2 separate regions of the Homo sapiens genome follow, and region 1 is linked to region 2. Evidence: read pairs that join two places in POLR2A ChIA-PET (ENCODE). Cell type or tissue: Panc1. All regions are shown on one strand.

The links. ChIA-PET counts read pairs that join two places held together with the same protein. Peaks named below come from ENCODE experiments on the same cell type or tissue, not always from the same donor. Only the 100,000 strongest peaks of a DNase experiment are listed, where the experiment ranks them.
Region 1: POLR2A ChIA-PET joins it to region 2 with 7 read pairs; 13 of 35 experiments call an interaction of 5 or more read pairs at or near these places.

Annotation. Positions count from the first base shown.
Region 1 is chr10:63,441,117-63,445,116 of GRCh38, reverse strand. The region is part of intron 1 of JMJD1C (jumonji domain containing 1C); the gene reads left to right. Among named protein-coding and RNA genes, the nearest start is that of JMJD1C-AS2, 13 kb to the right of the region's middle. In Panc1, no CTCF peak of the experiment used is centred here; no DNase peak of the experiment used is centred here.
Region 2 is chr10:63,261,146-63,265,145 of GRCh38, reverse strand. It overlaps JMJD1C (jumonji domain containing 1C), which reads left to right. Exons shown (of 26, transcript NM_032776.3): 3 at 382-495. It overlaps LOC124900287 (a long non-coding RNA gene), which reads left to right and starts at 3,759. Exons shown (of 2, transcript XR_007062158.1): 1 at 3,759-4,000. In Panc1, no CTCF peak of the experiment used is centred here; no DNase peak of the experiment used is centred here; H3K4me3 peaks cover 411 bases; H3K27ac peaks cover 1,072 bases.

The DNA.
Region 1 (4,000 bases), 180 kb before region 2:
GGACTACAGATGTGTACCACCACACCCAGCTAATTTTTTTTAATTGTTTTTTTGTAGAGACTGGGTATCACTATGTTGCCCAGGCTGGTCTTGAACTCCTGGCCTCAAGCGATCCTTTCACCTCAGCTTCCCAAAGTGATGGGATTACAGGTGGGAGCCACTGCATCTGGCCCTTGTCTCTTATTTCTGTCATACTAAACATTGTACTTCTTTTTCTGCATTAGAATTAAATTGCTCCATTAAATGGACTTTTATCAGCTTTGATAAACTGTATTCCCAGCATTGAGAACATTGCTTAGTAGATAGTAGGTATTCACAAAAAAATTAGCTGGGCGTGGTGGTGGGCACCTGTAATGCCAGCTTCTCAGGAGGCTGAGGCAGGAGAATCACTTGAACTCAGGAGGCGGAGGTTGCAGTGAGCTGAGATCGTGTTATTGCACTCCAGCCCGGGCAGCAAGAGTGAAACTCTGTCTCCAAAAAAAAAAAAAAAAAAGATAGTAGGTATTCAGTAATTGTTTGTTTAATTAATTAAATAGAAATGTCCACCGGGTACGGAGGCGCACGCCTGTAATCCCAGCACTTTGGGAGGCCGAGGCAGGTGGATCACTTGAGTTCAGGAGTTCAGGACCAGCCTGGCCAACATGGTGAAACCCGGTCTCTACTAAAAATACAAAAATTAGATGGGTGTGGTGGCATGCGCCTGTAATCCTAGCTACTCGGGAGGCTGAGGCAGGAGAATCTCTTGAACCTGGGAGGCGGAGGTTGCGGTGAGTCGAGATTGTGCCACTGCACTCCAGCCTAGGTGACAGAGTGAGACTCTATCTCAAAATAAATAAATAAATAAATAAATAGAAATGTCCTAGAATTTTTTGAAATTTATCTTTAATTCTTTGAGATGCATCACTTTTTATTTTGAAAAAATCCTAGTAAAACCAATAAAATAAAACTCTGTAATATGCATATATGAAATCAGAAAACTCCTCAGTCACTTACTGTTATGAATTGACTCTCAGTAAATGTTTTGAATGTATAAATATCAAGTATTGATTATGTATGTGGTCAGTGTTGTAGGCTAACATAGCATTTAAGAAGTAAACCCGTTCTCAAGAAATTTCTACTTCTAGTGGAGAGAGTTGATGAATATTCAGCGGTTGATTCATACTACTGTATACAGTTGTATATTTAGAAACATGTTTGTTATTTGTTCCCAGTTCCTGGCACAGAGCTTCTGATACCCTTGGACTCTCCCGAGTGATAGGGGTGATAGAAGTGTCATTTCTTCTATGAGGCAACCCTTGGTGGACTTCTAGATAACTTCAGGGTATGGTCTGGTCACCAAAAAGACCAGACCTTGAATAGAAGCTTGGAACACTCTCATCTCCATGACCTAACCTCTGGGGAGTGGGGAGTGACTGGAGATAGAGTAAATTACCAGTGGCATATGTAACCAAACCTCTATAAAAGGTTTGCATATGTAACCAGACCTCTATAAAAACCTGTCAAAAGGCTGGGAGCAGTGGCTCACGCCTGTAATCCCAGTACTTTGGGAGGCCAAGTTGGGTGGGTGCCTTTGAGCTCAGGAGTTTGAGACCAGCCTGGGCAACATAGCAAAACCCTGTTTCTACAACCATTACAAAAATTAGCGGGGTGCGGTGGCTCACACCTGTAGTCCCAGCTACTCGGGAGGCTGAGGCTGGAGAATCACTTGACTCAGGAAGAAGAGGTTGCAGTGAGCCAAGATGCTGCCACTGCATCCCAGCGTGGGTGACAGAGTCAGACCCTGTGTCAAAAGAAGAAAAAGCAAAACAAAACAAAAAAAACAAAACCCTGTAAATGATGGGATTTGGAGAGCTGAGAGGGTGACACCCTGAGAGAGGGTGTGGAAGCTGGAAGCTCCCTTACTTCCTACCTCACCCCATGCATTTCTTCTGTTTGGTGGTTCTTGGGTTGTATCCTTTATAATAATAATCTAGTAAGAAAATGCTTTCCTGAGTTCTGTGAGTTATTGCACCAAATTACCTAACTGGAGGAGGGGGCCTGGGAGCCCCCAATTATTGCTGGTCAGTTGATCAATCAGAGGATTGGGGAACCCCATGCTTGTGACTGGTGTATGAAGTAATGGCAGTCTTGTGAGACTTAAATCTGTGGAGTCTGATGCTAACTCTGGGTAGTGTCAGAATTGAATTGTAGGGCACCTAGTTGATGTCAGAGAGTCGGAGAAGTGGTATTGGAAAAGACATCATGTATTTGGTGTTAGGAGGAAAAAAAACTCAATACTTAAGGATTGGATTATGTAGTAATAAGTGCTGTAGATATTAAGAGAAGGAACAATATGAAAATGTGGCATTGTTATACTTTCTATGACAGGAAGGCTTAATGGAGAAGCTGGATTATATAAAGGATGGGTAAGAGTTGTGTTTGATGAAGAGACTGTATTCCAGAGAGGAGAATAATGTGAATATTTGCTTGGAGGCAAGAAATGTATGGCATGGAAACAGAAACACTTGCCACATTTTTATGCCATCTTGAAAACTTTCTCTTCGTTTTCTGGTTGGTTACATTTTGAATTATAATGCATTTATTTTATGCACATTAAATACATAACATTCTGCTGCATTGCTAGAAGTTACAGATGATATAATGACCTAAGTCTCTTCTTTTTAGAAGTTTATAAGTTTAATCGTTCTTGAGTCAAATCTGAAACAAATATGAATACACATACTTTCTTCATATATATTCAACATTGTCTTAATGTATTTTGTGTGTGCGTGTCATATACTTTAAACTGCATTGTAAGTTCTCTGGTATCCTAGATTTATTAAGAATAACTGATTTCAAATTGATATATACCCAGGTTTAAAAATTGTTGGCGTTTTTTCTCCCTGGCAGTCTAGGACATCCTACTCTGGGCTTGTTCACTATACTCTTTACCCTGTAATGGCAAAACTCAACTCTTGATTAGATCAGTCTTCCTGAATCTTTGGACAGTATTTTTGGTTGCTTGTCTGTACATCATTTTACCAGGTCTAATTTTCTTGCTGAAGATCTCACCAGTTACCTCAACCAGTCATCAGTATGTACATTTAATACCTTAGATGTGTAGTCCACAGAACAGTGCTTTACAAATAACAGGTGCTATATAAATATTCTTGAATATTTAAATGTCTAGTACATGTTATTCACTTGGGTCTCCCATGCTTCAAAAACACCTAACGCTGTTAACATTGAGAAGAGGATTGAGAGGAGCAGAATACAAAGGTATTTATTAAGGTGATTATAATAGCCGTAGAATAACAGGCCAGAGAACTGAAAGTGATTGAATAATGAGAATAAAAACAAAGGAAGAGGGTTGAGTGTGGCAGTACAAAGGGATCAAAGTCAGGGTTTTTTTCACTCCCACCATATGTTGGAGTTAACCCTTTAAGTCAGCAGCTGATTATGATGTGATTTTGTTGAAAACTGGGTGATGCTTGGAAAAGGAAAACTGAGAAGAGGGCGTTAAGTAAAGTTGAGGAACTCAAAATGAGATAATTTTGAGAAGGACTTATGATCTAATGCAGGAGGAAGGGAGGAGTGATTGGTATTAGTTCCCATTAATATAGTACTTCCTGTGTGCTACGTATTGTCTTAATCTTGAGCACTTTATATGTATTAGCTTACTTCGTCCCCATGGAAACTTTGTAAGTTCATTACTACTATTATTTCCATTTTATAGGTCTGGAAACTGAGGAATAAAGAGACTAGAAGAATTTCTCCAGCTCATGCATATTATAACTGATAACTAGTATTTGAACCCAGGTCCTATGACTCCAGAGTCCACTTTCTTTTGTGTTATACTAGGTCCCAGTAATAGAATCCAAGGACACCTTTAGGAGTTACAGAATTAAGTGACTGTCAAGATTCAGTCTAAACCGTGTAAAAAAGGGAGAGTCTTCTAAATAAATGGATTAAAGAGAGCTTTCAGTTCTTTTGTATATGCAATACTGTTTTACACACGGCC
Region 2 (4,000 bases):
AAATAATACAGTTAAAAAAAAAAGGTGGGGGTAAATAGCTCTACAACCCAGTTTACTGTTTCAAAAGCAATTTCTCTTTTTAAGCAGACATTTTTACACACATGCATATTTTATTACATCCCTTTTTAAAAGTAAACAGTTGGGACTTAGTATACTCAAATATGCCCATATCACATGTAGATCTAGTTTGTTTCTTTTAAATAAACACAGATACCTTATGGTGTAGATAAAAGCATTAGTTTATAATATGAAAATTAATATTAGGTACCCTAAGACTCTGTAGTGATAATGACATTGATACATTGTATTGGTGTGTGTTCCTTCATAATTTCAGGATACTACCCAGAAAATTATCATTAGAAATTTTTTTTTTCTTGGCAGACTTTCAAACCTCTGGTTGAAAGAAATATACCCAGTTCAGTCACTGCAGTAGAATTCCTTGTAGATAAGCAACTGGATTTTTTAACTGAAGATAGTGCCTTTCAGCCCTACCAGGTAAGAAATTTTAGATTACTTTTTAAAATTAAAGGTTAATTAAACTTTATTGATATTCAGACATTCTTTAAACAATATTCTTTAAATATCATTTCATCTAACTTCTAGTTGTGTGAAAAACCCAATGAATGCAGTCAGTTGATTTTGCTTATAGGATAAACGATTTATTAATTCAATTAACAATATATACTGAGAACCTACTATGAGCCAGGCAGTGTTCTGTTGCAAGGAATACAGAAGTAAACAAAATAAAGTATCTGACATTCTAAATAATCATTATTAGAAAATAATTGGTTAAATATTAGTATAAATTGTCTTCAATGCTAAACGTTAAGAATTGGGTAAATTAATATAATTAAATGAGATTAGTGTTTATGTATACCTATCAGTTTAGCATAATAGTTCTTTTTTTAAAGGGGAAATTTTTTTAGATTGTCAGTAATTGAATGATTTTATATATAAATTTCAGTTCTCCATTATTGCAATTTAAATACAAATACATTTAATTAGGAAAACATTTTCCAGTTGACTATTAGCTTTTAATTATGTGAAGAAACTCATCAAAAGTATTAAGCTAAATATTTTTTAAGATTGTTGAAATTACCAGTTAATTTTTTCAGGTATAAGTAAAGCTCACAGAATTGTGTGTGTGTGTGTGTGTGTGTGTGTGTGTGTGTGTGTGTGTGTGTGTATGTGTATTTTTTTTTTTTTTTTTTTCCGTGATGGAGTCTCACTCTTTCACCCAGGCTGGAATGCAGTGGCACGTTCTTGGTTCACTGCAACTTCCGCCTCCTGGGTTCAAGCAATGCTCCTGCCTCAGCCTCCAGAGCAGCTGGGATGACAGGCACACACCACCACGCCCAGCTAATTTTTGTATTTTTAATAGAGATGGGGTTTCACAATGTTGGCCAGACTGGTCTCGAACTCCTGACCTCAAGTGGTCTGCCCGCCTCGGCCTCCCAAAGTGCTGGGATTACAGGCGTGAGCCACCACACCTGGCCTTCATTTGTATATTTAGAGTTTAGGTTGAATTAAATGGATATATTATAGATTTCTTTTTACTCAGATGTTTTAAAATAATACAGTAATTGCATGGAAAGAAAGGATGAGTGAACCAGTTTAAATTTTTTCTAATGGAGTAAAAAGTTAATACTATTTTATTTCAGACTTGTTACTGTTTTTCAAAAATAAAATGTAGAGCTATTATTTCCATGGAGAGAACAAGAGCTTGTGTTAATGAGCAGTTATTTGTTGTGCATGGATTTGTAATACTTAGGGAATTAGAATAGTTCTCTTAGGTCCACCAAAATGAGATGTTAGTTCATTTAGTGTAAACATTATTTCATGTTTTGAAGTCTATATAGATGTGCTCTTGTCTTTCCACTTGATTTTTCTTGTTTCTTTAAAGGACCTAGTTTTTTTGTATTGTTAGCTTTTGTTCTTTGTTTATAATATTTATTTCATAGCAAATCCCAATTTAATAGTGGAGGTGTTGGAGCTTTTCCCTGGGGTTTTATTTTGTTAATTGTGAATACCATTTAGTTTACTACAGACCTTATCATTTCATTTCCCCCAGTCAGTTAGAGGGAGTTAGAGTAGGTGAATCTAGGTGAAATCAAAGGAACCTTCCAAATCTTAATGTTTTAATTCTGTGGTTGTATTATTAGCACTTTTGGAACCAAGTTTCAGCTTGGATTTGGTTTAGAGAAGTGAAATCGTTATGTAGAAATTACTTTTAAAAATAAACTCTTGCCAGGTGGCCTAAAACTCGACATGTTTTTGAAAATTACAATGATTGAAAGAATATGCTGGGGGAGAGTGGGGGGGGTACCCTAACTTTTTTTAAAACAGTTTGAGAGGCATAAGAGCTAAAGTCTTAACGCAGTTTAGTGAATTGTATGTTTGTCTCTGTTAGTAAGCTATTTAATCTGCTCTGCTAGTGTATATACTAAGTCACCCTCTGGCCTAGAAGGATGCCATATCTTCCAGAAGTGAAGTGATTGACTTGACATTTTAACCATTGTGTTTCTGAAAAATGTGAATTCCGAGTTCAAAGAAATCAGTAGGAATTAACATGAGAGCACTTGATTTGGGATCTAGCATACCTTAGTTTTAGAATTTCTTACGAATTTTAGACTAAGTGCTGGTTTATAGCAGAGCTTTTCTATGTGCATTTTTTATAGTTAGGGTTTTTAAATAAGATCAGGTTATAAATATAAAAATATTTTCTCCCATGTGTAAATGATAGACATTTATCTTATTTTGAATGAAAATTTACTACAGATACCTAAGATGGTTAAATTTATTTATTTAAATAAATCTTATGAAATACAGAAATGTTCTAGAAAGAAGAAAAAAAAATTTAGAGTTCGTGTAATTACAATGGCTCTATACCAGATTGATTGTTTTCTAACCAGTTGTCCAAGCAGTACATTAAATTCCTTAGCTTCTTAAAATGGCAGCTGTTACTGGCATAAATTTTGTAAATAGTGCCTTGACCTATCTCAACCTTAGGGTAACCCTCTGTAAGTCAAGGGGAGTTTGGGTACACTTGAATAAGCTTTTTAATTGAGCTTATTTCTTTCTCACTTTTTAAAATTTCATGAGGCAGTTTCTTAATATGGATGCTAATTATCCTTTATAAACTTTTTAAGTAGGTGGGGGAAAATTCTCTTTGGAAATGGCCTTTGTGTATATTATTTTTTAGTCTAGAGTGGTAGGTACATGTAAGTTTTTAAAATTTCCAGAAATGATGCTTTGCTGTGAATCTAATTAAATGTTTTCAGTGGGAATTCCCAGTCTGCCACCTTTATCCTTGATTTCTCAGCATTTTATTCAGTAGCAGTATGTTTTTCTTTAGTTTCCTTTACAAGTTGCACAGCCTTATTCTTCATTAAATCAGAATGATAAACTAAGGTAGTGGTTAGGAAACAGATGAGTCAGGATTAATACAAGTCCTTTCACTTTTAAGTCATTGGTTTGAAGCCCACTCTTTTCTCTGAATGATTTGAATGTATTGAATATCAGATAGCAAGTATTAAGTTAGTTAACCTGGTCAGCTTTTTTTCTTCTTCTTCTTTTTTTTTCTGTCGCTCAGGCTGGAGTGCTGTGGCACAATCTCAGCTCACTGCAACCTCCGCCTCCCGGTTTCAAGAAATTCTTCTGCCTCATCCTCCTGAGTAACTGGGATTACAGGTGTGCACCACCACTCCCAGCTAATATTTGTATTTTCAGTAGAGATGGGTTTTCGCCATGTTGACCAGGCTGGTCTTGAACTCCTGACCTCAGATGATCCACCCCGCCTTGGCCTCCAAAAGTACTGAGAATACAGTTGTGAGCCACTGCGCCCGGCACTGGTCAGATTTTTGGGTGACGTTTAGTTGGGTATTCCAGGATGCAATCATTATATATTATAGTTTTTAGTATTTTGGAAAGAAACATGACTAAAAAGAGAAATTGAACCAACATTTTCAGAGAGTATAATGGATATATATTAATTAGGCCA